3 separate regions of the Homo sapiens genome follow, and all the other regions are linked to region 1. A link is a loop called in an ENCODE intact Hi-C map of the cell type or tissue named here. Cell type or tissue: MCF 10A. All regions are shown on one strand. Links, peaks and the distances in the headings refer to the core of each region. The heading gives the core; the rest is flanking DNA.

The links. A loop is a pair of places that touch in the nucleus more often than their neighbours do. Peaks named below come from ENCODE experiments on the same cell type or tissue, not always from the same donor. Only the 100,000 strongest peaks of a DNase experiment are listed, where the experiment ranks them.
Region 2: it touches region 1 in a loop (8-fold over the local background); 3 of 110 quality-filtered maps call a loop at or near these places.
Region 3: it touches region 1 in a loop (31-fold over the local background); 3 of 110 quality-filtered maps call a loop at or near these places.

The regions. Positions count from the first base shown.
Region 1 is chr13:54,180,633-54,191,170 of GRCh38, reverse strand. No RefSeq gene overlaps it. Among named protein-coding and RNA genes, the nearest start is that of LINC00458, 53 kb to the right of the region's middle. RefSeq lists an enhancer at 4,790-5,449. In MCF 10A, for the core only: a CTCF peak has its summit at 5,197; no DNase peak of the experiment used is centred there.
Region 2 is chr13:53,776,582-53,787,119 of GRCh38, reverse strand. No RefSeq gene overlaps it. Among named protein-coding and RNA genes, the nearest start is that of LINC00558, 34 kb to the left of the region's middle. RefSeq lists a silencer at 4,292-4,586. In MCF 10A, for the core only: CTCF peaks have their summits at 4,539 (motif pointing left) and 7,868; a DNase peak (open chromatin) is centred at 4,499.
Region 3 is chr13:55,239,518-55,250,055 of GRCh38, reverse strand. No RefSeq gene overlaps it. Among named protein-coding and RNA genes, the nearest start is that of MIR5007, 70 kb to the right of the region's middle. In MCF 10A, for the core only: a CTCF peak has its summit at 4,546 (motif pointing right); no DNase peak of the experiment used is centred there.

The DNA.
Region 1 (10,538 bases), core at 988-8,987:
GTTAAATATATATCTTACATATGTATCTGTATGTGTAAAATTTTCACTTTTCTGTTTTTTTAAAAAATGCAGAGCTCTTCTTATTCTTTGCACATTTTTATTTAATAAACATCTGGTATTTTATTGATGTTACTTCATCTCATATTGCTCTGAGTATATTACATTTTGATGATGTTTAGGCTTTGTCTAAGCCTCTGAACTATAATTTTAGAACCCTTCTTCAAGTGCCTGGAGATACTTGACTGCTTGAATGAAACATGAAGATATTGGTTGTGTATTCCCCTGTAACATGATAGAGTTGCTGTTCAGTTTTTCTTTGGGTAAATTTGAATTTTGTGTGCGTGTATAAATTTATTGTGGTGCAATATTTTGGTCTTTCATTTGTGAATATCAATGATCTGTATGCTGTCTCTCATTCTTGATCTTATATATCTATTAGTTTGCTATATTATCTTCTATCTGCTTGTCCTTGGGGGACTGTCTCAGTTTTTGGTTCCCATAACTGGCTATATATTCTTCATCAAAAACCGTGCTCATTGTTACAAATAATGCAATCTTAAATTCTGCTACTTGTTTTCATTTTCCTCAAAAGCCTTTTCTAAAATTTTATTCATTCATTTTTTGATGTTTTTCCATTGCTTAAGGAAAAAATCCTCAGTTTGTCTTAGTTTCTTCCTTAAATTCAGGGAGGGCTCATCTTCCTCAGCTCTTTTGAAAATGGCGAGTATTTATTCTTACCGATGCAATATTACTATTGCTTCTATCATTACTTTCTTCTGTTTCTGCCATAATTTTATGGGTTCTTCTTTCATATCTTCTGGTTTTTCTTTTCAATCACCCAATTTTCTATAATCTGTCATACATTCATAGTGTTGCTCTTGCTCGTCTATCCTCAGTCTTGAAAAACATGTTTTATGCTGACATAATATTTGTGAGAAAAAAACTGAACAAGTGATTTTCCTTCATCCCAATTTTTGGTCTCTGGTTGGGGAGTTTAAAACTTCTCAAATCTATAGCGTATAGAACTGATTGATATTTATACCTCCCAACACAATCCCGGGGCCTCATAAGCAGAGAATTTCTAAAGTGAATTATTGTTGTGAGATCCTCTCCACATGGTGCATAGACACACTTGCATAAATACCTTTTGTTCATTCGTTCAACGCAAAATTAGTTACAATTTACTATGCAGAGCAAATGCTTTGCAAGTTTGCCATGCAAGATCCTTTCTTTTCATTCAAAAAGGATGATACATAGGGGTAAACAGGCAGCTACCATGCCATAAGGACTGTAATGATGAGTAAATGCAGGAGGAGGTTGTGCAAATATGTAGAAAGAGCACCTGCCACCAGCTGAGGCTGACGAAGAATGGCTGAGACATTAAGCAGGAATGGAGTTAAACTTCTAAAATGTAAAGTATGAAGGAGAGAAAAGCTTCAGCAAAAAGTTTTGCAGGTGCAAAGTTGTAAAATTAATAGTGAGAGTGAGCATTATGTGGGAAAAAAGTATTTTAACAAATTTGGAACACTGATTGTGAGATATTTTTGCCTGTGAGGTAAGATTGGAGAGATAAGCAATTAATTGACCACAAAGGACATTGTAGGCAATGTTAAAGGGGGTTATTATCTGCAGAGCAATACTGAGACATTGATAATTTAATCAGGGAAGTGATGTGATAAACTGCATTTTATAAAGATCTTTCTGACTTCAGAGTGGAGAATTGTTTGGAAATGAGTAAGAATAGAGACTGGGAGATCAATTAAAGAGCTATTACCATAGAAGAGTGATAAAGTTTCCTGTGAAGGGAGGTGAAATGAGAATGAAGAGATGTGACTAGATTTGTCAGAAATTTAGGAGCTAGAATTTACTAGATCTGGTAATTGATCCGATGGTGTGAAAGTGAATGAGAGAGGTCAATGATTATAGTCTTTGGCTAGATCAACAGGGTCACTGATAATGTTACTTCTTTCAGAAATATTTAAAATAAAAAAATTTGGTTTAGTTAGTGCGTGTGTTATAAAAAAGGATGGGGGAACAGATTACATGAAAAAGAATGAATATAAAATTATTACATGAAATATAGCATCAATCAATATATCAATGAATTTCAACTACAGTATTATTTCAGCAAATCAACTTAACCATGGGGAAATCAAATCTCACTATAAAAAGGTTGTGTTTGTTTTCTTCTTCAATATTATCTTCTCTTTTTTCCCTACTGTTAAGGAGATTTGGAGAAGAGACACATAGAACATCATATTCTTTACTCTTAAAGGAGGCTTTTGATTTTTTTGCATATAGTAGATCAGTAGACCATCTGGCAATATTTTAAAATTCAAGTGATATTTAATGGTATTTCCATTGCGACAAGATAATCATAGAATGCCAGAAATTAGGGATATGAATCTGGAGAGATTAAGTATCAGAGCCATATTTTGACCAAAGTCTCCATGTTTTTGGCCTTAGGTGTCAATAGGACTAACATATTCTATTTCTAGCTTTTTCATATGTATGTGACCACCTAACTGTCTATCCACATCCCTATCCTTCTTCTTATCTTATGATGGGTTTTGTTTGATCATCTATGTGTGATTGAACAAATCCTATCTTCCTGGTTTTCATTGTCTAGTTTCCTCTGTGGTCACATCTGAAGGGGCCTTGGATTATGCCAATGTTTACTACACTGTTTCGTTTTAATGCAGTTTGGGGAACCCAACTATTTCTTTGTTTTAGTGTCAAATTGTCTAAGACATTTTGGAAGTAAGTTTATGGATTTCTTTCACAAAGAAATTCACTCAAACTCTGAGTAGATTTCTAACTCACTTGTTTCTAGTCAATTCCATGTGCCAATAAATGAACTGAAATTATTTTCTAGACATAATGCTAAGCCAAATTTACTTTTTTATGCCCTACTTTCCTCAAATTAGTGGTCAGTTATGAATTTCAGGCTACCAAAAGTAAAAGGGGAGGAATTCACGTGTGTAATCTGATTTTTGCCACAGTCTCAGTCATTTTGTTCTCATGAGAAACTTTATCTGGTCCTTGTCTCCGGACGCTTTTTAAAATCCTATCACTTTCTTTTGGGCATGCAGGTTTCCTATAATTTGTAGCTCCAGATTTTGGGTTCTCTACATTTATTTCACTTCTGCTTGCAAAGTGGCCATTTTTTTTCTCAATTCCTTTCTTTCTTGTAATATTTTGCAAAAAGCAAAAGGAATGCCAACACACTGACTACTTCCAATCATTCCCCCAGGAATCAAGCTCAGTAGTTACTTGATCTGCCTTCTAAGTATCATAGTTAACAGTTGTTTCACCAAAAGTCTTGCATCCCATGGGTCTCCATCTTTCAAGTCTCTGATAGTTTCCTTTTCATCTGCTCCGTGACCAATAAACCAATGCCATACAATTTTCTTTGGCAGTTCCTTCTTTTCTTTCCTTTCCTTTTATTTTCCTTGTCTTTTCTTTTCTTTTTTTCTTTTCTTTTCTTCTCTTCCCTTCTCTTCTCTTCTGTTTTCTCTTTCCTTCCTTCCTTCCTTTCTTCCTTCTTCCTTTCCTTTCTCTTTCCCTTCCTCTCTTCCTCTTTTTCTCTCTTTCTTTCTTTCTTTCTTTTTCTTTCTTTCCTTGTCTCATGCTATTGACTAGGCTGGAGTTCAGGTTCACAAATGTGGCTCACTGCAGCCTTAACATACTGGGCTGAAGCAATAATCTCACCTTAGCCTCCCAGGTAGCTAGGACAACAGGTGTATACCACAATGTTCAGCTAATTTTTCTAATTTTTTTGTAGAGGCAGAGTCTCACCATGTTAGTGGTAGAAGGTATCTGAGTTATTGGTGATGAATCCATATGGGTCTGAAGCAACCTCAATTCTTGCCTCCTCAAAAGAAATAATTTGATTGAGGGGAATAAGGCAAAAAAAGAGACAGAGGCATGTTTCAGAACAGGTGTCCAAGTTTATTAACAAAAAGTTTTACAGCAGGAAAAAAAGAAAAAGTACACTTGAAAGAGACCCAAGTGGGCGACTTGAAGGACAAGTACCCCATTTATCTTTGATCCTAGGACTTTATATGCTGGCCCACTTCCCATATCTTGTGCCTTTTCCCTTTATTCTTCCCTAAGGGTGAGCTCCCCACATGCACAGTGCCCTCCTTACATTTGGTAGGTGAGCATGCACAGTGTGTTTAGGAAGTTGTACATATACCCATCTGAGGCTTTCCTCCCTTTTTCTGGGCCCTCAGCAGGTCATACTCTGTCATTTTATCTCTTAATGCATATGACTGCGCTCACTTGCCCAATTCCTGAGATTTTATTGGAAACTGATTACCAATTTCAAGTGTTTTTATGTGTTTGGCAAACTGCCTCTTCCTGGCGCCTGCAATCAATTATCACTTTAGTGTGACAACTGTGTACCGTCAGGAATTGCCTCTCCCTGGTGCAGGCTGCCAATTATCATTTTTAGAGAGGCAGTGTGATAACTGGTGAACCATCACCTGATGGTTGCCTGTCATTCCTGGTGGGGGCTGGAGGGGCAGGGATTCCTTTTCTGCTCTGCTCATGCCTAACTACCTGTAACAACCATGTTGCCCAGGCTGGTCTCAAACTCCTGGACTCAAGCATTCTTCCTGTCTTGGCTCCCCAAAGTGCTGAGATTAGAGTCATGAGCCACCACACCCAGTCTATTATTTTAAATAATAACAGCTGTTTAAAAATATGAACCCCAACTTTAATTGTTATTGTACCATAGACTTTATTTCTCATTCATACGAAGTTTGCAACAGACTTTCCCGATTGGCTCCATATTCCTCCCAAAATGGTGAACACGAATTCAGGTTTGTTCAATCTTTTGAGTTTGCCATTTTCAATTTGTGGCTTTTAAGGTCACCATTGGTATTTGTCTGAAGCCTGGGGAATAGGGAAAGAGTATGGAGAATTCAAGGTAGGAAGATTTTATCTGCCCAACATGGTAATAGTCCATATCAAGTCAGTTTAGATTTTGTTGGCTAGAACTCAGTTATATGGCCACACTTACCTACAAAGATGGCTGGGAAATGTGGATTGATATGTTCCCATGAAGAAGAGAAAATGGGTTTGGTGAGCAATTAGCCAGCCTCCACTGTGCTAAATACCATTGTAACCCACCTCACATTCCACTCCACCTCCTTTATATTAAGAGAATTGGAGCTTCTGTGTCACCAAAATGGATAATTGCCGCCCCTCTGTGGTTCTTTGAGGCCATAACCATTTCTGGTCAGACCATTCTGGGGAAATTAAGTAGAAATTGGATCTTCAGTTTCTGACACCTCAGTAAGGCAACCAAGACCTTTTCAGCTATAACAGCAAGAAGGCAGACACACACAAACTTGTCCTAAAGTTTAGCTCTTCCAATTGCAGTAGGAAGTTCTCTAAGACTTAGTTCGGGCAGAGACAAAAGCAGAATTAAAGCAACTAAAAGCAGATGTGAGCTTTCTGTAAGTCAAAGCAAAATTCTGACTTAGTAAGAGAATTGATAATGCATGCAAAGTAGCAAGGAGGGTCAGACACAGACATGCCAAATGGCACAAGACAAGTTGTCCTGACATGGATTTTAGGATTAGAGGCATTTTAAGTTTAATCCAGCAACCTGGGGCTTCCTAATCAACCCACTCAATCTTCCTGGGAGGCCTCTGATCTACAGGGTTCGGAAAATTATCAGAGAACTATTACAGTACAACAACAAAGCAGACAAGAGAGAAGTGGCTAGTTACTTAAACTTTTCAGCAGGTCTTTATTCAGGAAAAAAGAAGGAATATAAATTCAACCCAGTTTTGTCTGCTGCTCCAGCTCTGAGAACCATCCTGCTTACTAAGAACAAGCTTCCTGATGGCAGTTTGGCCAGGAGGGGACGATCTGCTTTCCTGATTAAGTATCTCTGCTGAAGCATTACTGCTTTCAGTGATGACTGTCCTTTTTAAAAATGACTATGTTTTTGAGTCTCACCTTCCCTCAGGTAAGTAAGATCATCCAGTTTGTGGGGTTGAAAACAGCTGTTAGAATTTTTGTTTTATACACATTCCCTTTCAGCCACTACTGAATAACAGACAGTATGTGGGAATAAAAGACAATCAAGTTTATGCCTATTATCTAAATATCATGTAAATATTTCTAATAAGTTGAATTGATCCTCTCAATCAAAAATTGAAAAATTAACTTTACCTTAGATGTCATCAGTTTCAGTGTAATTGACGATTGGTTATCTTTACACCTATGCCAATGAAATATTTTATGGTATTGCCTCTTTAACAGATTTAAAACATCCTGGAGCCTGGATGTGAAGTCAAATGTATCCAATTTTAAAAGACTGGGCTGGAGGCTATTTGGTTATTCTTGCTGTTAAGTTTCTCTTCTGATTACTGCTTAGTCATTCCAATTGTTCGCTTCGCAATTAATCATAATGACGGGCTAAAAGATCAAATCAACAAGCTTTGGCCAAACTGGGTGTATTGAGAAGATTTGGCTCTGCCTAACTTTGTTCTGAGGACAACTCTTACAGCACTACTTACCTAGGAGATGCTCAATAAATATTTGATGTTGATAATGTTGATGGCCATAATTGCAAAAGTAGGAAGATAATAAACAGAAATCAAATTTTCAGTTAGGCTCACATACCAGTCTGCCTTTTAAAACAGGAATACAATTCCTCTTGCCTCTGAAATTTGCTTTCACCCCCAAAGTCAAGATGCCACAGAATTAGCATAGCCATCAACACTATTCAGCACTTACTCTCAAAATGATTTTAGATGTATTTGTAAGTTAAAATGAATTTCAAACATGCTGAGCAATGTGATCTGTCATATTAGTCTAGATGTCAGGTGCCTAGACTTTCTCTGTGAGAAACTATTTACTCGCTTTTGCTCAAGAACTCATAAGGAACATAAGTGGGAGACAATTGTTATTTAAATTAGTGAATTATAACTATAGTGAACTTCTTTTTAATGAAAACACCTACACCAATTAGTTCATATTTTGTATCAAAGTGATTATTTCCCAACCTCATTTTCTCTAATCAAATCACTGTTTGTTACGGAAATATGGCAAGCTGTCAAATGAGTGGAATGTCTTTTTCTAATCCTGACTTATTAGTATAATTTTTCCCTTCAAGAGAGGCAGCAAAAATATCCACGGGAACTATAATTGGCTATGGAATGAGACAGTCGCCTCTGGCAATTGAGGTGAAGTAGGTTGGCTGCTGAATTGTAAAGATCCCATTTTTCGTTGTTAGCTCTTGTCCCTCCTTCGTACCCCATCCACATGGGCGAGTTTAATCAGCAATTCTGTAGTAGGAAGCTCCATGGCACTCTGAACTTGTATTTGAGCTCAGTTTTCTACTGATTAAACATGGGAGCTTGGAAAATGACTTCACTCTTGTAGGCATTAGTTTTCTCACCTGCAAATCAAGGATAATATCACCTTCTTGGTTGAAGTGTGTAAAAAGAATTAAATATAGTGCATATTGTGTGCCTAGCATGAAGTACTAAATAATGGCAGAAATTATTACTATAGTTTGAGAAATAACAATTTAGCTAATGTGAATGGCATGGCAAAAGAACCCCGCCCTCTTTCCCGACCCTTCTTCCCAGGGCATGATCATGGCTATTCCATGGTCAACATATTAAATGTCAATTTTAATCCCAGAGTAAAATTTCATAGCCAACTTGCAACTCTAGAAAATGGAGATTGATAATGGAAGTGCTGACAAATCTTTTGATGTTTTCAGGAATGTAATGGGCTTCTTAAGAAACTGGAGTTGCAAGGTAAGCTGTTTACTTTTTTTTTTTCTTCTGCTAAGAAGGCAATTATGCAGTCCTGTTGGACAAGTTTATAATATGATTAAACAGTCAACATTAAATCAAATGGTGATCGAATCCCCAAGAGGCAGTTTACCTTCACAGTACTTTTGAGATACTGAATTGTATTTTCAAATGTCTTTGCACTGAACTATGAAGAAGGAATTGCTAATGTTTTTAAGGTAAGGCAGTTAAAATGGGTGGATGGAAGGATGACCTTTTTAAAAATGTTTTTCTAATTTTAATATTTACTAACTGAGAAACATTTTCTCTATTGGCATTTTAAAAATTCTTCACAATAACTGAATAACTGGTCCAGACAATCCACTGAATATTTGCTCATGTCAATTTGCATCAGATTTACATATGATACACTGCAAAGCAATTTGTGTTAACACATGTAATAACAAAGAATACACTTTAAATCTGTGTAATAATTCAATTAGCAATTTATTTCTAATTTAGTAGACATTAGTATTTTTATAAACACCAAATATATTAAACATATTGTAAAGGAAGTTTCTGTATATCAGCCTTAAAAGATAAAATTATGGTAAGCAAATCAGTTTGTAAATAATATGATTTTTATATTTGATAGGGGGGAATGATTTATTTACTGCCACTGTGTCTGCATGAAATAAAAATCTACCACCTTCTCTCTTCTGGTATGCATTAAAATAAATAGCAACTTACTTTTCAGTGAAGAGTATTTTTAAAAATATAAGAGAAAATACATTCTAATCAAAAAACAGATCTACTCAAACAGTATAAAAATGATATGGAATTAGAAAGGCCACATATCCTCCTTAATCCTCAATTTAACTAGTTTAAATTGGAGGAAAATAAAGATTAAATATAACACAACAGGGGACACTTCAAGTTGTACATATATGTTCAAAATTCTGATTATGATGAGACCTTTGTGTTTTTAAAAACAAAATAACCTTACGAAGGATAAAAGAATTTTTCTTTAATAAGCAACATAAAGTAGTGTTTGAAAACATGAAGTACTAAATTGCTTGGGTTAAAATATCTACTGTTTCTCAACTAGCTTTATGACTTTGGGAAAGTTACTAAACTCTGGGCCTTGGTTTTCCTCTCTGTGAAATGGGAAGTTAATAATACCTCATAGGTTGCAGAGTAAAGGGAACACATATACACTGCTCATGGGAATATAAATTAGTCAAGCCACTGTGAAAAAAGGTTTGTAGATTTGTCAAAAACTTAAAACAGAATTACTTTTTGACCCAGCAATTCCACTACTGGTTATATACCTAAAGGAATATAAATCATTCTACCATAAAGACACATGCACATGCATGTTCACTGCATCTCTATTCACAATAGCAAAAACATGGAATCAACTTAGATGCCCATCAATGGTAGGCTGGATAAAGAAAATGTGGTGGCCAGGCGCGGTGGCTCATGCCTGTAATCCCAGCACTTTGGGAGGCCGAGGCGGGCTGATCACGAGGTCAGGAGATCAAGACCATCCTGGCCAACATGGTGAAACCCTGTTTCTACTAAAAATACAAAAATTAGCTGGGCGTGGTGGTATGCGCCTGTAGTCCCAGCTACTTGGGAGGCCGAGGCAGGAGAATGGCTTGAACCCGGGAGGCGGAGGTTGCAGTGAGCCGAGATTGCACTACTGCACTCCAGGCTGGTGACAGAGTGAGATTCCATCTCAAGAGAAAAAAAAAAAAAAGTGGTACATATACACCATGGAATACTACCTAGCCATGAAAAAGAATGACATCATGTCCTTAGTGGCAACATGGATGGAATTAGAGGCCATTATTCTAAGTGAATTAATGCAGGAGCAGAAAAACAAATACCACATGTTCTCACTTAAAAGTGGGAGCTAAACAATGAGTACACAGGGACATAAAGAAGGAAACAATAGATACCCAGGGCTACTTGTGGGCAGAGGGTGGGAGGAGGGTGAGGATTAAAAAACTACCCACCGGGTAATATGCTCATTAATTGGGTGACAAAACCCCATGACATACAGAGTTTTCCCATGTAACAAGCCTGCACATGTACCCCCTGAACCTAAAATAAAAGTTGAAAAGAAAAAAAAAACCTCATAAATTCATTTTGAGGATTGAAAGAGGCTTCAAACTGTGGAAAAGCTTTCAAACTGTGCCTGGCAAAGAATATTTAATTATTAGAGGTATGTCTGAATGTATACATTTATGTATTTGGAAGCCTAACTCTCATGGAGTTCATTTTCCAAAAATTTCAGATGTTATTTTATGTTATTAACAGAGGCTTACTGTTAACTCACTCTTACTTTTTCTGTAGCAGGAATGACCTAGAAAAGAGTACTACATTTCTTTTATACCAATCTCACTTTATTTTGAAAAATGAGCTCAGAATTGGTAAGCATTAGTGTAGTAGTCCTCAAAATATATCATATATTAGAATTACATGGATGACTTGCTATAAACAGATTGCTGGGCCCGGCCACCAGAGATTCTAAGACTGAGAATTTGCATGTTTTACAAATTCTCAAGTGAGGTTGATGCTGTTCTTTTGGAGACCACACTTTGAGAACCTTTGCCTGAGAAAACAATTTGGAGAAAAATGGAGCCATCTGAATACAGAAACCATTTTTATTTCTGCATATAGGTAAGAAATCACATTAATGCAGTATGTGCTAACATTTGACTGGCTAGTTGATATGCAGAGGATATTTACTCCAATGACTTGGATTCT
Region 2 (10,538 bases), core at 1,368-9,367, 400 kb after region 1:
TGTACGTATCATAAATACGTACAACTATTACATATTCATAAGAATTAAAAATAAAACTTTTAAAGGTAATATTTTGCTTTTGTGGGTTTTCCATTCAGAAAAAAAAAAGGCCATGAACCCTCTTTTTAATCATGGTTGGCCTTCTATACACATGGGTTCCACATTCATGGATTCAACTAACTACAGATTGAAAAAAAAATTACATAAAGTTCCAAAAAGCAAAACTTAAATTTTTCCTGGGCTGAGAGTTATGTTGAATTCATTAGAATGAAGTGATGTTTGAGCCCTGTATTACACATTATACATAATCTAGAAATGATTCAAAGTATATAGGAGGATATGTGTAGGTTATATGCAAATATCATGCCATTTTACATAAGGTATTTGAATACCCATGGATTTTGCTACCCGTGAGGGTCAGGGGACCAATCCCCCATAGATACTGAGAGGGAAGACTGTATTTTAAATATGATGGCATGATAGACTTGCTTTACATAGTTTCAGAATCAAATCAAAGGCCTGTGAGTGGAAGCTCTTTGGAGGCTATATTGGAATAAACATGAGGAAGCACTGTCAATATTCAGAAACTACCAATAACTGGAAAGGAGCCTGTCACTGGATGTATTTAAGCAGAAAATTAATACAAATCTGGTGGCAATGTTACACAGGAAAATCCAAAATCAGATTAGTTTGTACTAGGCAGACTTAATTTTTGTTAATCCTTTTCTATTTTCCACTCTTGTAGCAAGTGTAAAATTATTTTTCCTTTCTTTTCTTTTTTTTTTTTTTGTGTGTGTGAGTTTTGTTTTTTGAGATGGAGTCTTGCTCTGTCGCCCAGGCTGGAGTGCAGTGGCTCAGTCTTGGCTCACTGCAACCTCCGACTCCTGGGTTCAAGCGATTCTCCTGCCTCACCCTACTGAGTAGCTGGGATTATAGGCGTCTGCCACCATGCCCAGCTAATTTTTGTATTTTAAGTAGAGATGGGGTTTCACCATGTTGGCCAGGCTGGTCTCAAACTCCTGACCTCAGATGATCCACCCATCTCGGTCTCCCAAAGTGCTGGGATTACAGGCGTGAGCCACCATGTCTGGCCTCCTGTTTTATTCTTCACTGAGTAATGAACCTGTTTTAAGTTGACAGAGAAGAACATAAGGAGAGCAGTCACTTGGATATGGCAGTGTCCATTGCTGATTTTTTCTGCTTCACACTTTACTTCCTTAGTCCATGTATTCAGATTCCAACCAACCATTGTGTGTGTGTCCTTGGCTCACGTTCCCGGCTTCTTGTGATCTAAAACCTTAGCTTGGATCCAGCTCTACAGATCATTAGACTGGATTAATGTTCCCTGCTTATATTTTGAACTTCCAGGCCATCATCTCTTGCTTATCTTCAGCTTTCGCTTCCTTCCTCTTCTTTACCACGTTTTCTGATTTGACAACACAACCACCTGCCACTGTCTTCCCTATTTCCTCCACACCATCCTGATCCCTGCCTCAAGCCACTTTATCCCTGTTGCTCAAGACCCAGTATGCTAGAATCCAATGTTTTTTTGGCAGCTAACACTGTGAAAAAAGATTTAGCTATGTTCACCCGGATTGTGGAACAGGGAGAGGCTGGGGTATCAATTAGGGAATTGGCTCAATTTTAGAAAGGATAAAAGGAGTGGCAGCACTGCTTTCTACCACCACAGTTACAAATGTGTATTTTTCCAGTTTTTGGTCAAGCAACCATGGAAGAGAGAGGCAAATTAGCTTTGATTTTTTTTTAATTGTTAAAGAAATTCTTCAACTGTAAGAATTTGCATGTACCTGCTGATATAGTTTGGATATGTGTCCTCACCCAAATCTCATGTTGAATTGTAATCCCCAGTATTGGAGGTAGGGCCTGGTGGGAGGTAATTGGATCATGGGGGTGGATTTCTCATGAATGGTTTAGCACCTTCCCCTTGGTGCCGTCCCTGTGATAGTGACTTCTTGCTAGATCTGGCAGTTTAGAAGTGTGGTACCTCTCTCTCTCTCTGGCTCCTGCCTTTGCTGTGTGATATGCCTATTCCCACTTCGTCTTCTGCCATGACTGTAAGCTTCCTAGAGGCCTCCCCAGAAGCAGATGCCAGTGTGATTCTTCCTGTACAGCCTGCAGAATCATGAGCCTACTAAACCTCTTTTCTTGTAAATTACCCATTCTCAGGTACTTCTTTATAGCCATGCAAGAATGTCCTAATACACCTGCCAAAAGGTTTCACTCAGAGAATCAAAACGCTGCCATCTGAACTCAGAATGCACAACAACCCATGTCGAGGACAGAAATCGTTGTATAACAATCACCTAGATTATGGGTCAGACAGGTGGGGCCGAGAGATGACAGCAGTGGAAGTGGCCCCTCATCACCCTGTGGTTGCAGGGTTACACACAAATGTAATTAAGGGCCTGGCTGGTGTGCTTCTGGTCTCAAGGTTAATTAACCACAGGAAAATGACACCTTCAGGTGTCCCTTTTCAAAACAGCTCTCACAGGAAGAAACATGACTTTAAACTGACAGCACTGACATTGCCAGAGAGTGTCGTTGAAATCAGCAGAGGTGAAAACAAAGACTGACATAGGTTACTGCACTGCTGACAGGGTGGAAAAAGGACACATCCTTCCTTCCTTTGGTAGAAATAACACTTAAACTGAGAAAAACTCACCCATGATGCCCCACTGTTGAGTGGGAGCATCACCCATGATTAACTGCACATGGAAAGCTCTATCCTCCATCCTGCTCCCTCCACTCGATCCCCCTCAAGGCTGGCATTACTGAGCCCCACGTGCTGACCCCAACACAGCCACTCCACACTCCCAGGACTCTCCGACTCATTTCAGACAGAGTCAGCATAATGGGGTGACTAAAACCCCTAACTCCCAGTAGATACCGAGACCTAACTTCAAGCTCCTTTCCTTCCTGAAGGTTTATTTTTTTCCCATTTAAGACCTTTCTTAAATTTTGCATCTTTTCTGTATTCCAATTATCAAGCTATATCCAGATGGATCTTGCATGTCCATATGACCTGGAAGAGGCACATTTAGTGAGAAAGAAAGAAGCTTTCTGGTTCTCAACACTGAAAATCCTTCAGTTTTTTGGCAGGTGTACTTGCCTGCCTGTGCAACTGAGCCTGTACTACCTGCTAAGGTGTGCAGTGAGGGGGGCAGAAAGAGGACTTTTTCTAGGGTGACTGGCACCCAAGCAGCCAGCACAGGACCCCTCTCAGGTTTCTCTGAGCACTGAGTACAGTGTGTTTGTGCTCTGCTCCCTCTCCAACCAAATCCCCTCTGCTATCAATTTGTAAACAACTCAGCTCTGCCTGCATAATATGTGAGCAGGCAATGCCAGCGCCACACTGTGCCCTTCCCTGTTCCCGGCCAAGTGCACCTGCTGCCCAGGGCTCTGGCTGCTGCTGCTGCTACTGCAGTTATTATGCTCTGCCATCGCCGGCCCTGCAGCTCGCTGGGCTGGCGGCACATCTTCAGCATGGGGAGGAATGTTTATTAGTTTTAATTGGTGGACACGGCTGGACAGTGACATTTGGGGAGTATTGCATGTCATTCATCCTGCACCAGGTGCCGGCTGCGATGGCAGATGTAGGTGGGTCAACTTAGAATACAACCTACGGATTATTGCCTTTCCAGAAGAAGGCAGCTGCTGTGCCTCTCCCCTACCTATGGGAGCACACACTTTTTCCTTTCTTTTTATACCTCTTGTGCTTTCCTAAGTGGAGAGGTTTTATTTATTCTGAAATACAATGGTTGGTCTGATTAAAAAAAAAAATCCCCTCTCCACAACTCATAAAATATACTCTATAAATGCAAGTACCTTTCTTTGTGCTTGACCAAAGAATCGCCCTGACTTTACTGTTAATATTCCATATGTTGCAAAAACTCATATATTCTGGGTGACGGCCTGGATATCAACTTAGCAAATATTTCTATATACAAATACAATGTTTTGCTTTCAAATTCTACTCCTACTTAACTCTGTATCTAACCTCTCACTGTTAAGAATCCTCAAGCTGTATGCTTTTCAATCTAACAAATTTAGCATTTCCATGTTTAGCTGCTCTTTGACTTTATGTTGCTTTATTGCTCCTCTTCCTACAAGGTTCAGGCAACGATGCCCATAGCAGAGTCAGGTGGAAACATTAGAAATCCTTCCAAGCAGCAATGGATATGTGAGTTGCCAGCTGTCTCCCTTGGACGCACTAGTCCTGGACAATGGCACAGAAACACACATACAAAGCCTAACCTCAGGAAACGGTCATTTTTTTCAGGATTCCTTCCTCTACTTCAGCCCATCAGCAAAGCATTGGTTTCACCAGACCATCGGAAGCCGAGAACTTGGCTTAAAGTTGTTGCTTTATGCTTTAATGATGGTGGTGTGTCTCATATATAGCTTCTGCTTGTTTATACATTTATATCAGCCTCAGCTGCTGCGGGAATGAGCTGAGTGCTTAGTGGAAGTTTCGAAAGCGCAGCACCAGAAACTAAAACTCTTCTGCCACCTAGCGGTAAAGTAAAAGCTGCAATCATTGGAAAATGTTAAAACGTCTGTAGGACTTGGGATATCAACTTGTTAAACTTTGGCTTCACATTAAAAGGACACAATATAAACATATACCCCATGTCCTCAAAAATAGTAATTAAAAGTGACCTAAAAGTAATGTTTTAATGAAGCCAGACCTCTAAACAGTAAACTACTAAAGACAATGTCCTGTGCTGATAAATAATTGCAGCGCTCTGAATTGCTGATTTACAAAACAAAGTGACCCAAGAAAATAAAATCGCTATATTCAATTTCATTTCCAGATTATCACAGTTTATTTTTCTTCTTTAACCATCGGTTTTTAGCTGTACACTATTCAAAAGTGGAGGGCGAGCTTGGAGTGTGTTTGTGAGTGAAATGAAGGTTATTTGCTTTGAAAAACCTACAGCTCATGTTATAGCGTAGAGTATGCACAGCCACAGAAGGTGGCGCTTGCCCTGAAACATGAGGAAAGAGGGAAAGAAAGTTCAGGATCTGTGAAACTCACACGTAACAGTAGAATTACTGAATCCTGTCTTTATTTGATTTTAAATGATGACACAAAATAAATACTGTAAAATAAAGCAACAAATTATTAAAACACTTCCAAATTGCTGCTGAATGGGTCGATGCCATTGTTTTGACACAAGTAAATGTGAGGTCTAACGAAATCGCTCTATACATGATGGGAAGTTGATGTGTCTTCACAAAACAACAGGGTTTGAGGAAAGATGAGTACCTGGAAGCATCTTAGGAAAACACTCTGAGTAGCAGATGGCATGGTTTCTTATGGATGCTTAGCATTCAACGGAGAGAGAGATTTAGATAATGCTAACAGTGTAGAAATTGCAGAATCAAGTATCTTCCCTCTAAAAACGTAAAATAAGAAAACAAAACCTATGCATAATTTAAGGATGCCCCAGGACAGTTTTAAATTATGCAATCCACATATCCATGCTTAATGTATTCCTTGCGTACTTCATGACACTGATCACCACCCCCTCCAACACACACACACACGCACACACATACACACACTTTATTTCTGAAAAGAGTTAAAGAAGCAAGTCTGTATCTACTATGTAACATTCATTTCTAAAGCAAATATACCGGTGAGCAGGGAGGCACGAAGGCATTTGCTAACTAAATGCTTCTTTTATCAACTCAGTGGTCTTCTCTGTTCTGAAAGCTTCTCAAACGTGTATAATGGCATTAAAAGCACTTTCAATAAAGTTCATTACCTTAGTGGTCCTTCCCATCTTCATGTGAAATTAACTGTATCTCCTATATGTACATCTACTTAAAGGAGTAATTTAATGGCAATAACATCTATATCTAAGAGGGTTATGTTTCCCTTGGACCCGCTTCACTCTTAGAAACCTCTTTATGCTGTTTAGAATAAAAACCAGAAATGCTGTTTTCCTTCTGTTTTAGGCAAATAATGAAGAAAGTAACAAAAGAGGAAAATCAAATGATTTTAAAAGCCATAATCCTAGAAAATAGTAATGCCATAATACTTTAAAATGAATACTCAATGGAGGAGGAAGATAAATAGAATACAGTTATGCTTGATTCTCATTAAATATTCTCTAAAACATTTATTTAATCTTTCATCTTATGCTGTCTTCTCATCTTCTCATTTTTGCCCCTCTAAACACACATACACACAGAGAATCTTGGCCCATCTCTTTATTTTGACAAATCAGTGTTGCCTCCCTATTTTCACACACTTTTTCCAGGTTTGTATTCTTACCCCATGGTAGAAGGGGCTGTATCATAAACATTAATTACCCTTCCTTTAATGAGCAGAGCCTGGATTTTTTTTTTAACACTTGAATCAGGAAAGACTGACCTTCTGCTCAGCTCCACTACTAAATTTCATTTTGCCTAATTATTATATTATATTAAGGGGTGGGTATATGGCCCAGGTCATCTCAGTATAATAGGAGGTATGCAGAAGAAGGGGGTTGGTGGGGGACAGTCAGGACTCTGGATTCCTAAGACTAAACACCAGGAATAGAACAACTTCTTTATTGTTTTCATAGATTTAGGGGGTAAAAGTGCAGTTTTGTCACATAGATATATTGTATAGTAGTGAAGTCTGAGCTTTTAGTGTACCCATTACCCAAACAGTGAACATTGTACCCAATAGGTAATTTTTCAACCCTCATTTCCCTCCCACCCTCCTATGTTTTGGAGTCTCAAATGTCCATTTTTTCACTATATGTCCATGTGTACCCATTTAGATATATCTTTTGAAGTTGTCCCAGTGATCTTAGATCTCTGAAGGAAAGCAGTCTTTAGGATAACTGTAGAAGATGCAGGGACTTTGAGTCTGTGATGAGATTGAACCCTGGAGATAAGCTATCCCAGAGCCTCTGACCTTCAAATAAAAGTGAACCAGGATTTTAGTATTCTTCGTCCAAATGGGTCTAACTTATTCCTTTGCCCAAAGACATGCAGCTGAGGAGACTAAAGATAAATCTAGAATTCATTCTCTTCCAATACTGGCTGATTCTAAAACTTTTACCTTTTCTACGATACTCCCTGAAATTATACTAACTGTATATTGTTCTATCCCACTCATATGCATTTATAGAATTCTATAGATTTTACTTCCTAAATCTCTTAAATTGATCTTTTCCAGTCTATTCTGCACTCACGATTTTAGTTCAGGCCCTCATAATTTTTCTCTTGGACTACTGTCACAGCCTCACGACTCCTCTAAAATGAAGTTTTTACTTTGCCTGTGTATGACCTGTGTGTGTAAATTTCACATACAATAAGTCTTGTCCATGCTTAAAGGCATTCCAAAATTTCCTCTATGTTCAGGTCCAAAGCAAAACTGTTTTATGGGGTAAACAGGCATTTTCTGCTTCAAAATCTAGCGCTTTTTTTTATCCTTCTCATCTTTATCCTCTATCATCCAGCCATACCGAAATAATGATATATCTATTTTTTTTATCTTGACTCTAGGACTTTGAACTTCCTGTAATGTTTTTCTGCATCAATCAACCCCAACTCTCGTTCAGCTTGGTACTTTGCAGTCAGGTATCTGAGAAGCCATGTCTCTCATTATAACTTCTGTTTAAGTGTTCATCCTTCTTCTTGCTTTCATATCACATTTTACTTACCTCTTACATAGTCCTAAGCACAATGCCTTGTCATTTATTTTTATTTTTAATTTTTTCTACTAGTATATGAGCTATTTGGGGGTACGGAACATAACTTTACCAACCCTTCATGCCGTACCTGGTATAGAAAAGGTTCTCATTAAATGCTTTTTGATAAATGGGTTTCCAACTTTAAAAATACAAATTCTAAAAGTCACAGAAATAGTTAGTGGTGCAAATGCTAGTAGAATTGAAATCTCTTGATTCTCAGTCCTGTTATCTTTCTAGTACAAATGTACTCTATACTCTTTCCAGCTTAGTTTACTCTGAACTCTAGTGGTTAAAACTCAGAACTGTCATTTAAGACAAATAGCTTCTTCTAAGGGCTTTACCAGAGACTTATAGTTAGAATTGCCCAAGGCAAATCTTTTAACCTTCCTATCATCCTCATTCTTATTTACAAAATAGCGCCACTAGTATTGCTCATTTCTTTTTGCTAAGAAATGATTAATGTAAGGGCCAGTGAAACCAATATCCATTGAAATGATTAAAGACAAGGCCAGGACTCAAAAACAGTATCCTCATGCTTTCTTTGTTTGTTTGTTTGCTAATGCCCTTCTGTGTATTTATTGAACACAAGAAATTCAACTACAACTCCAAATATATTTTCCCATCTTCAGTATCTAAGAAAGTAGTATGAAATAAAAGAACTGCAAAGCATCACCTATGCATATGCACATACCTTTCTATGCTGCAAAATGGAATTCAACATATTTATATTTCAATGTGTTTATGTATCAGGCAATAAGCCTTTGACCTTGCAGAATGTTATCTTTTGATGTATTTAATCAATTCTCTATGTGTACACTGAAATGCTGTGCCTTTTGAGTCTACCCAGTATGTAACAGTATAAATACTATGATTCTATTAAAAAATCATAATGAAAATGAAGTGAAATCCGAGTTTTCTTTCAATTGTGAATATTTCAAGAAAGATCAGTTATGTTTCCATATGAATAAAAACAGTATCTTCTATGCATAATTATTTCCCATCATCCTCAGTTCTCTCCGAACATGTTACTTATCAGGGAGGCTTTCCCAAACCATCCTATTTAAAATGTCAGTTCTATCTCTATCCCCAAAACATACACCCCGATCCTATCTTACTTCTTGGATTTAGCACCTTCCCTGCTGCTTTATCCTTCCCATATCTCAACACTAGATGACAACCCACTTATTTTGTTTATTGAGTAACTGGCTCTCTTTCCACAAAAGTGCAAATCTCATGAGGGCAGAGGATTTTTTTGTTGTTTTATTTTTTGTGTTTTTTTTAAATGCTGGTTTACTGGTGTCTAGAACTGCATCTAGCAAGTGGGAGGTACTCAGTTAATATGTGTCCAAATAACAAGTATCTAACACATTATAGATCATTTCAATGTGGAAATTTCTTCCAAAAAAAAGGACATTTGTTTCCTATGATCTCTGACCTACTTTTCTTGACATTATTTTTTTTTAAACATATCATGGCTGAAATATGTCTAGTGCCTTCAATTATCATTCTCTGAATGGTTGTTGCATCTTCAGTAATTTTCATTAAATGTTGTTGAAGGTTCGCTAGTGATAAGGGTTTCAATCATGATCTCCTAATATCATTGCATTATTCAGAAATCTTCTCAAGTGTGTCCTTTGGAGCCTACAGTCTCTGATGCTGCATCTCATGCATGGGAATACATGGTTGATGAAAGGCTAAAAGAAAATTAATGGTTTCACATTTTATCTCACGGCTTCTTAAAAAATTGTATTCATCCTCTGAGATAGAAAACATGATGATATAAATGAAAAGAATAGAATGTTCTCATGGCTTATAAAGTGCTCTCCCAAGCCCGTGCTAATGCTGTATGTGACTGGCAGCCTGTGTGCCTCTACAGGAAGATAACAGAGGAAAACCTGTTTCTAAGACAACAGCATTTTCTTTTATGTTTTATGCTGTAATAATAGTTCTGATCACTTTGAAGATCACCTAGAGTTTTGCAGGGAATAAAACATTGTAAATTAAAACAAGCGTATCTTCAAAGGACCAAAGTAAACAGAAATAATTTTTTTTGTTGATTGAAAGTAAGTGTTGCAATAATTTATAGTAATTTATATTGAGCTATCAGGACAAAAGGCAAAACTAAAATATTTAAAGATAAACTACACTTTAATTAAAGAAGTGGCCTTTGATGAAAATACATACTCATTTTGAAAGATTGCTTTTCCTGATAATATCAGAAAATAGCAGATTGTCATACATGAATTCCACACATTAATTTACCATCCATCTCAATAGCTTATGAGTTTACTTCATCTTGATTGTGTCCCAGTTTTCTTTATTAAAGTGAGAGAATAATAATGCTGATATATTTGAATAAAATAAAAATATATGGGTTTAAAAGAGCTATGAATCTTTTCTGTAAAAATTATTTCAGGAAATAATAGAATTAGCATCATAAATAATTTGCCACTCATTCCAAAAAATTACTCTATACTGACTTAGCACTGAGTTCTCCTACTCCATATAAACGTTTAAATCTTCAATCTATTAATTATATCTCAATTTTCTAAATGTTATTATAAAACATGTGTTATTGAAAATTATTTCAAGTTTTTTTCTTGTATCAAAAAGAATACATATTTGGGTTAAAGGATTTTTTAATGAAAGAATTACCTTATTTCATTTTTAAATTGAGTTTTATATTGCATGCTTATGTGATAAGTTAACATGCTGCATAAAACATTTTACACCTAAAAACATGCTTATGATTATAATTCAGGAGTTTTTTTAAAAACTCCTGTAAGTTCAAGAAAATCTACAAATGACAGAATGTGGTTATAA
Region 3 (10,538 bases), core at 1,172-9,171, 1.1 Mb before region 1:
TGATGTAATTACATTTGTCAACTGTTGCTTTAGTTGCCTGTGCTTTTGAGGTCTTAAATAAGAAATCTTTGCCCATACCAATGTCCTGAAGCAATTCCCCAAAACTTTCTTCTAGTAATTTTATAGTTTCAGGTCTTACATTTAAGCCTTTAATTCATTTTGATTTGCTGTTTATACATGATGAAAGATAGAGATCTAGTTTCATTCTTCTACATATGAATATACAGTTTTCCCAGCACCATTTATTGACAAGACAGTTTTTACTTCAATGTATGTTTTTGGTGTCTTTGTAAAAAATGAGTTGACCAAAAATTAGTGGATTTTTTTCTAGGTTCTCTAATCTGTTCCATTAGCCTAAGTATCTGTTTTATGCCATTATCATGCTGTTTTGGCTACTACGGCTTTATAATATAATTTGAAGTCAGGTAATGTGAAGCCTCCACCTTTATTCTTTTTGCTCAGGATTGCTTTAGCTATTTCTGAGTCTTTTGTTGTTTCATATGAACTTTAGAACTTTTTTATTTATGCAAAGAATGTCATTGCTATTTGATAGAGATTGTATTGAATCTGTACATTGCTTCAGACAGTATGGACATTTTAACAACATTGATTCTTCTAACCCATTAACATGGGAAATCTTTACATTTGGGTGCCCTCTAGTTTATTTGATAAATAATTTACAGTTTTTATTGTAAAAGCCTTTTGCTTATCTGGTTACATTTATTCCTAGGTATTTTAATTTTTGGTAGATATTATAAATGAGATTGCTTATTTTATGTCTTTTTCGGAGAAAAAGATGTTTTCTCTGGTAGTATGTTGGCATATAACAATACTGCCTAGTTTTGTATGTTGATTTTGTATCCTTAATATTACCAAATTCATTTATCAGTTCTAATAGTTCTTTTGGTGGAGTCTTTTAAGTTTTTCTAAATATAAGATTATACCATCTGCAAACAAGAACAATTTGATTTCTTCCTTTCTAATTTAGACGCCCTTTATTTTTTTCTCTGTCCAATAGCTCTGTTTAGGACTTCCAGTATTATGTTGAATAAAAGTGGTAAAAGCGGGCCTCTTTGTCTTGTTTCGGATATAGAAGAAAGTGTTTTTGTTCACCTTCAGTATGATGCTATCTGTGGATTTGTCATATATGACCTTTATTGTTTTGAGGTGTGTTCCTTCTATATGTTGAGAGTTTTAATTATGAAGAGATGATAAATTTTATTCAATGATTTTTCAGCATCTACTTAAATAATCTTATGGTTTTTATCCTTGATGTTATTAATATTCATTGATTTGTGTATGTTGAACCATCATTCTGGCATCCCTGAAATGAATCCCAGTTGTTCACAATGAATGATTTTTAAAAAATTTGTTGTTTAATTCAGTTTGCTAGTATTTTGTTAAGGAGTTTTGCATCTATGTTCATCATCAGTAAAACTGGCTGGTGGTTTTGGTGTTGTTGTAGTGTATTCATGTGGTTTTGGTATCAGGCTTCATAGTAGGAGATTGGAAGTATTCTGTCCTCCTCAATTTTTTGGAATAGTTTGAGTAGAATTGGTCTCAGGTTTTCTTTATGTATTTGGTAGTTTTCAGAAATGAAGCCATCAAGTCCTGGGTTTTTCTTTGATGAGAGACTTTTTATTACTGCTTCTATCTCATTACTTGTTATTGGTGTGTGCGGACTTTCTGTTTCTTCATGGTTCAATTTTGGTAAGTTGTGTGTATCTAGAAATTTATCTATTTCTTCTAGGCTTTTCAATATATTGGTATATATTTATTCATAATGGTCTCTAGAAGTATTTTGAATTTCTGTTGTATCAATTGTAATATCTCATTTTTCATCTCAAACTTTGTGTTTTGAGTCTTCTCTTTTTCTCAGTATAACTAAAGGTTTGTCAATTTTGTTTATCTTTTCAAAAAACCCATCATTTTGCTAATCTTTTGTATTATTTTTTAGTGTTAATTTTATTTCTGAACCGGTCATTATTATTTCTTTTCTTATACTAACTTGGGGTTTGGGTTTGTTCTTACTTTTCTAATTCCTTGAGGTGCATGGTTAGGTTGTTTATGTGAAATCTTTTTATCTTTTCGAAGTAGATATTTAGTCTAAAAACTCTCAGTACTGCTTTTTTTGTATCCCATAGATTTTAGTATATTGTATTTTCATTTTCATTTGTTTCAAAAAATTATGTAGTTTTAAAATGTCTTCGTTGACCTATTGGTTGTTCAGGAGCATGTGATTTAAGTTTCGTGCATTTGGACAGTTTTCAGAGTTCTTTTTTAAATTGATTTCTTGTTTTACTCTATTGCAGTCAGAAAAGACACTTGATATAATTTTAACTGTTTTATTTTTATGGAGATTTTTGTTGTTTTTATTTTTGTTCAACATATGGTCTATCTTAGAGTACATTTTATGTGCTAATGAGAATGTTCATTCTGCAGTTGTGAGATGAAATGTTCTGTAAATGTCTATTACATTTATTTGATCTATTGTATGATATTTCTTTGTTGATTTTCTGTCCAAAAGACGGGTCCATGCTAAAAGTAGGTTGTTAAAGTCTACAACTATTACTGTATTTGGGTCTTCTCTTTCCTTGGCTTTAATAATATTTGCTTTATATATCTGAGTGCTCTAGTGTTGGGTGTTTCCATGTTCACACACACTATTATATACCATCTTGTTTAATTTATCTCCTTATATAATGACTTTCTTGTCTCTATAGTATTTGACTTCAAATCTATTTTATCTAATACAAGCATAGCTATTCCTGCTTTTTAGAAAATTTCCATTTGCATAAAATATATTTTTCCTTCCCTTCATTTAAGTCTATGTGTGTCTATATAAATGAAATGAGTTTACTGTAGGCATCATATAATTGAATCTTTCTTTTAAAATCAGTTAAGGTCCTCTATGCCTTTTAATTGAATAATTTATCCCATTTACAATCAAGATTAATATTAATAGGTAAGGACTTACTAATGACATTTTGCTGTTTGTTTTCTGGTTGTTTTGTAACTCCTTCTTTCTGTGTGTGTGTGTGTGTGTGTGTGTGTGTGTGTTCTTTGTAGGTGATTTCTAGGTGATTTTCTCTGGAAGGATGTTTTAATATATATTTTTTATTTTTTGTGTATCTCCTACAGAATTTTGCTTCATGGCTTCCATGAGACTTGCAAAAAAATCTTCTAAGCAATTATTTTAAACTGACGACAGCTTAACTCTGATTACAAAGAAAATTAAAGAACAACAAGCAGGCAAAGAGAAAATTAAAAAAAAAAAAAACCTCTACACTTTAACTTCATGTCCCCTACATTTTTACCTTTTTTGTTTTCCCTCTTCATATATTTTATGTTGTCTCTCTATTAACAACTTGTTATTATTATTTTTGATAGGTTTGTCTTTTAGTCTTCATACTAAGGATACCAGTGGTTTATACATCACAAATACAATATTTGAGCATTCTGAATTTGTCTGTTTACTTACTTTTACCTGTGAGTTTAAACCTTCAGCATTTCTTGTAGGACAGAGCTGTTGTTGATAAAAAGTCTCAGCTTTTGTTTGTCTGGAAAAGCCTTTATATCACCTCCATATTTGGTGAGAAACTTTGCTGCATACAGTATTCTTGGTTGAATAGGTTTTTGGTTTTGTTTTGTTTGTTTGTTTGTTTTTTCCTTCAGCACTTTAAGTACATCATCTCACTCTCAACTGGCCTGTAAAGTTTCCACACAAGTCTCCTTCCAGATATATCAGAGCTTTTTTATTTGTTATTAGCTTCTTTCTTCTTGGTGGTTTTAGGATCCTTTCTTTGTTTTTGACTGTTGAGAGTTTGATTATCATATACCTTGGGGCAGTTTTATGTAGGTGGAATTTTCTTTGTGTTCTTTGACTTTCTTGTACCTAGGTATTTATATATTTCTCTGTTTGAAAAGTTCTGTTATTATTTATATGAATACATCTTTTTTAAGATCAATAACACTTAAATTTTCCCTTTTGAGGCTATTTTCTAAATCCTGTAAGCATATTTTAAAAAATTAATTTCTTTTTTCTCCTCTAGCTGTATAATTTAAAATAGCCTATGAGCTTACTAATTCTTTCTTCTGCTTGATCAATTCTGCTGTTGAGACACTGATGCATTTTATAGTTTATCAATTAAATTTTTTAACTCCAGAATTTCCTGTTTTTCAAAAATTATTTCAAACTCTTTAAGTTTTTCTGATAGAATTTTGAATTTTTTCCTTGTGAGATCTTGAAATTCATCTAGCTTCCTCAAAACGGCTATTTTGAATTCCTTATCTCAGATGTCACATATCATTGCTACTCTAGGATTGGTCACTGTTGCCTTATTTAGTCCGTTTGGTGAGATCGTATTTCCTGGAACCTCTTGATGTTTGTAAATTTTCATTAATATCAGGGCATTACAGAGATAGGTGTTTATTTCAATCTTCGTAGTCTGGTCTTGTTTTAACCCACCCTGGAGAAAGGCAGTTCCCCAAATCCTAAGGGAATTGAATTTTAAGTTCCCTAAGCCTGTGGTCACTGCAGCTGTTTCAACACTGGGGGGCACTCTAAGTCAAGGTACGTTGTGACTCTTGCTGACGCTCAGATACACAGCTATGGTAAATTTGGGGAAAATAAGAGCAAATTTCATGGTTCCCAGGTAAAATCCCTCATTCTCTTCCAGTTCTTTCCCCCTAGGATAAGAAATTTTTCTTCTGGCTAGGCTGCCTGGAGTTGGGACAGGGCTGATGTGGCTCCCAGAGTTGGCACGGCACTGGCTCACCCACAAAGCTGAGAACCTCCCTGACCAACATAGTACCAGGCAGGATTCACCCAAGACCTGTGGCTGCTACTGCCTGGCTTTTGCTAATGTTTATTCAAGGTCCAAGGCTACTTTAGTCAGCAGGTGGTGAATCCTGTTAGGACTCTGTTACACCAGGGCAGCAGATTCCTTTCTGGCATGGTGTGGGCCTAGAATTCCCATTGGGGAGCAGAGGTCTAAAACTGGAGGCCTCAGGATTCTTCCTGGTTCTTTATTTTTCTGTCTGAGCTGGTATCTGGTTGCAAGACAAAGTCCATTGTACTCTTCCCTCTCCTTTCCCCAGATAGAAGTTTCTTTGCACCCTGTACTTCTTGGAATTGGGGGAGGGGTGATGCATGCAATTCCATAGCTACCACAGCTGGTGTTATGCTGGCCTGTACCCCGTGTCCACATGTCCAAGTCTTGCCCAAGGACTGCAGTCCCTATGGCCTGATTACCGTTCACATTTATTTAGGGCCCAGGACACTTTAGTTAGGTGGTAGTGAAATGGGCCAAGACTCAGGTTTCTTCTGCCAGAGAAGACAATTCTCCTCTGGTGCAGGGCCAGTCTAAATGCTCCTTCCATGAGCACCAGCAGAATTCTGTCCAGTACTGTATTCTACTGTGACAAGGCAACACTTAGTTTTAATGCAATATTCCACAATCACTTTGCTGTCCCTCTCCTAAAGGCACAGATTCTCTGCTGTGGCTGCACTGCCTGGGGATGAGAGAGGGGTGGTGTAGGCACTGTTGAAATTGTCCTTCCTATAATCTTCATTGTGTCTTTCCTTGTTACAATGCTAAAACCAGGTACTGTGATCCCTTAGCTTAATTTTTGTTTTTTATGAAGATGTTTTCTTTTTACATGATAGGTGTTTATTAATTTGGTGTTTCTGTAGGGGGAACAATTACTGAAGGGTTCTATTTGACCATCTTGCTCCACCTCCCAAATTTATTCTGTTCACCCTACATCTCAAGCATAAACCCTTCCAAGATAGGTTATGGTTTTGTGATGATTTTGTTTTATTGTCTAGTTCTTGTTATTTTTATTTCTAATTGAACATTTGAAAATTAAATTTTCTAATATTAACATTTCTATAATTTGCAAGTGTAAACTTGATGTCTTCTAACAGCTGGGTGTGATATTTCAAACTCTAACATTTGTGTATAAATATATATAGATAAATGTCTGAGTTTTTAAATAGTTCAGTCAAAATTTTTATCACCTCTTTCTCTACTTATGAAAATAAGATTCTCTCTTTGATGCCTCTTCTTCCTTTTTAAGATATTTTCTGATCCTCATAGAACAGTTATTTTTAATTCTCGTTTTCTCTCCCACTCTGTGTTTGTTGCCAAATTTACCAATTAATTCAGTGTTTCTGTGACTGATACTGTTAACTGGACCTTGAAATTTTTAAGAGTAGGAACCATGTGGTTTTTGCCTTTGTGTCATACAAAATGCTTACTATAATGTCTTGCACATCATTCATTTACAACATTTTGTTAAATGGTTTAATGTTCTTAGCTCTTACAGACTTGGGTAGCACTGAGATCTTGAATAAAAATATAAAAATCTTAATTATATATGTATATGATGGAAAATTTGGAGAAAGTGAGTTTCATCTTAAATGTATTTTCTAGAGTTCAAAATTTGAAATATCATTTCAATTTTACTAAGAAATGATGAACCATAATTGACCACATTATATCACAAATAATGCAATGGTCTTACAGGCTTGTCATTTCAATAATGGGGGATATCAAATTGCTCTTATATAAACTTATTTTGGTGTAAAATTTTACTTCACACAAACTCATACATTTAAAAAATATTTTGTTAGAAAATGACTCTGTAAAGACTGTCAACAAAAACTACAACATATCATTTTTGCCCCCATAAAACTACTGAAATAGCTAAAGCAGCTAATAAGAATAATGAGTGAAACAATTCCAAATATTGGGATTCTAATTGCAGGATGCCTCTTGAAAAACACTGGCCAGGTGGGGAGCAATAAATGATAGATGGTTCTTTTGAGTATAGTTACCACGAAGCATCTGGCCATTTAAAACTTGGGCATTTAATTTCATTTCATTATACATAGTGAAAATACTTCTATTTTACAATATGTTTGAAATTATATATATTCTTTTATAAAATGGCAGACTATTTTTCTAAGATAAAAGTATGTTAAATTTTAAAAGTGTCATGTTTATTATTTTGCTTCATTGTAAGGATTAGTATATATTAATAAACTCATACAAATACTTTCAAATATTCTCTTTTACACATAAGGAGAAATTGCACTTGAAGGTTTTTTTTTTTTCATTTGATGAATAAATTTAGCCATTAGAGTCTCTAGTCTTATTGTCTTTAAATATATGTGTCAAAGCTGGAAATTTAGCATAAACCTGAAGCCTTAATAGTTGTTCTTTTACAAAGTTCTATTACCAGTTATGGAACACTGACATTTGAAATATTTTGGTAATGCCAGAAGCACCACTATCATTAAAAGTACCCTAAAAGAAACAAGGATAACTTTCTTTATTGACCCAAAGCTTTTCAGAAATCATTTTTCTAACAAAACTTTGTATACATTATTGTGTCAAATACAATATTTAATGCACTAATAAGTTGAAGAAACAAAATATAATTAGGTTTAACATAAATGTCATTAAAAGCACTAGAAAGTTTTATATGACAAAGAATTTAGTATATTTCATTGATTTTCAAATACTTTATTTATATCCACAAAGACACCATTGTTTCAAACAGTTTAAAAACTTGCTTTAAAATTGTACTGCATGATAATGAATTATATATCACCTAAGGATCTCTCCCAATACTTTTTAGAAATATCTATTTTTGGACTAATGCTAATGTTACTTACATAAAATAACTGTATTAGTCTTTGAAGTTAGCTTTATGTAATTTTTATTGTATATATTCAAATAAAATATGTTTTGTAGGAATAAAATTGTTCACTATTAAAGCTTTTCAGGGAAATGTTATAGAAACTTTTGCCTCAATTTTCAAGGAAAGTATTTCAAAGTCAGTTGCTTAAGAAATGAAAATATAATTTAAATGAATATTTAGAATGCATTTTTCTACCTCATTGAGGATAATATATTTTTATTTTTATTAAATGCTTATAACATTTTATTAAATGCTTATATTTGAAAATCAATGAAATATACTAAATGCTTTGTCATATAAAACTTTCTAGTGCTTTTAATGACATTTACGTAAACCTAGTTATATTTTGTTTCTTCAGCTTATTAGTGCATTAAATATTGTATTTGACACAATAATGTATACAAAGTTTTGTTAGAAAAATGATTTCTGAAAAGCTTTTTTTAGGTCAATAAAGAAAGTTATCCTTGTTTCTTTTAGGGTACTTTTAATGATAGTGGTGCTTCTGGCATTGCCAAAATATTTCAAATGTCAGTGTTCCATAACTGGTAATAGAACTTTGTAAAATAACAACTATTAAGGCTTCAGGTTTATGCTAAATTTCCAGCTTTGACACATATATTTAAAGACAATAAGACTAGAGACTCTAATGGCTAAATTTATTCATCAAATGAAAAAAAAAACCTTCAAGTGCAATTTCTCCTTATGTGTAAAAGAGAATATTTGAAAGTCTTTGTATGAGTTTATTAATATATACTAATCCTTACAATGAAGCAAAAAAAATTCTATAGGTCATTTTTAATTTAACAATTTATAATTAAATTTGAAAATTTATTAAGATGTCACTTAAAAGTACCAAGTTATAAACTACCAAAAGAATATCAAGGATATAAAAATACATATATGCTATTTATGTTTCTTTTTATTAGAGAAATCTAATTGGTTATACAATTCAAAATAGCCTGAAATTAAGAAATGAAAGAATTAAAGTATAATTCTTAACATAAAATGCACCTTCTCAAAAACTACTCATGGATGCAAGGCCTGATTGTAAACATTCTACTTTCTAAATTTAGTTAAGATAAATTTAGCTATGTTTCTCTCCTCTTAAATTTATTAGCTTCTGCTGTTAAATAAATCATTTTTGTACAGGTAGCTGTTATTCCTTATGAATATACGCATTGATGTGTAAAGAATGTATTGAATGAGCAATTGTGTGGGATACAGGGGCACAAATACTTGACAAAGATGCAGACTTAGTTTTACTACATGGAGCAGATTTACAGAATTACCACTAATATGAGATAAATTATCTAAATGTTATAAGGAATAAACAAAAAATGTGATAATCAAAGGAATGTGTGAATTTTGACAGAGTAGAGAAAATTAGAGGAGCATTCACAGATGTGGCATTTGAGTTGACCTTTGAATGATGACTCTGTTGAAAGTAAACAGCAGGAGAAGAGCATTGGAGCACCAAGAATAACATGAGTGAGTGATAAGTGAGAGGACATTGTGGCTAAGTAAGATGGTGAGGTAGTGGAAAATGAGACGATATATTGGTACCTCATTTTGTTAGGGTTTTTAAGATCAAAGAATTGGCCTACAAAATATATTTTAATGAGGAGTTCCCAAATAATTTTGAGCAAGAAAAATGTAAAAAGAAAAGATGAGCAGATCTATTTTAATAAGAATCAGCTCTAGTGTGAAGGGTTTGTGAGTAAAATATTAGGAACAGAAAGATCAATCATTGGTTTTATCAGTTTGCTATATGCATTAACTTTTAAGAAGCATAGTCTGAATCTCTTTGATGTATTTGTATTTCTACTTTAGAAGGCAACCCACATATACACAAACTCGCATACAAATACACACAATTTAGGAAGGAAGGCGTTCTTTGGTCTCTGTATATATTTCATGTCATTCATTTAGTGATTGAGTCAATGAAGGATATATAACTCATTTTTTTTACTAGTTTTATGAACTACAACTTAGGTTGTAAAACTTGGTCATTCTCAATGACATCTGTTTTAGTGCTTTTAAAAAAAAATCTCTTAATCATTTCTCTAGTGAAATAAAGATGTAAATTAGGAAGAAGAGTATTTAATTCAGAAGCAGCTGTATTTCTTCACATTATTCACAGATGGGATGCAAACAGCAACAGGACATACTAATCTGTAGTTTGGTGAGGAAGTCATATACATTTTTAAATTCTCTCAGTATTTTCTAAGATTGGCATCAGAATTTCTTTTTAAAATCAATCATCTTGATTGTCAAAAAAACAAATTTAACAATCTATTTTTTGTTCAAAAATGTATCAATTTAAATAGATATGTTATATCATTTCAATGTCATTAATTTTAAAGAAAATATTTTATTTTATTTTATTTTATTGGGTATTAAACACGGAGCTTATTTAACTGTCATCAAGCCATTTTACTAATTCCAAATTGGGATAATGGTAATTGTAGACTGTTCATTCCATTTTTTTCCTGAAGTAGATCTCAGCACAACACCTAACTTGGTTGCAGTCTTGTTAACCATCCCTCTTCCTTTACTCATACCAGTTTTCACCTGAAATGTTAATTATCTCAGAATGAGAAATTTAGTCATAAAAAATATTTGACAAATTGTGACAGCAGTAGACTTACTATACTTTGTGGTTTTTCTCCTCCCTCTCTTTTTCTCCACTTTTATTGCTTTTTCTTGCTCATGGGTTGTACTCTCTTCCTAGTATTTTAGGTTTTCTTGGCTACTCCTTTTCCTTTGTTCCTGTAATGACTTTTGTCAGCTTACACACACACACACACACGCATGCACGCACACACACA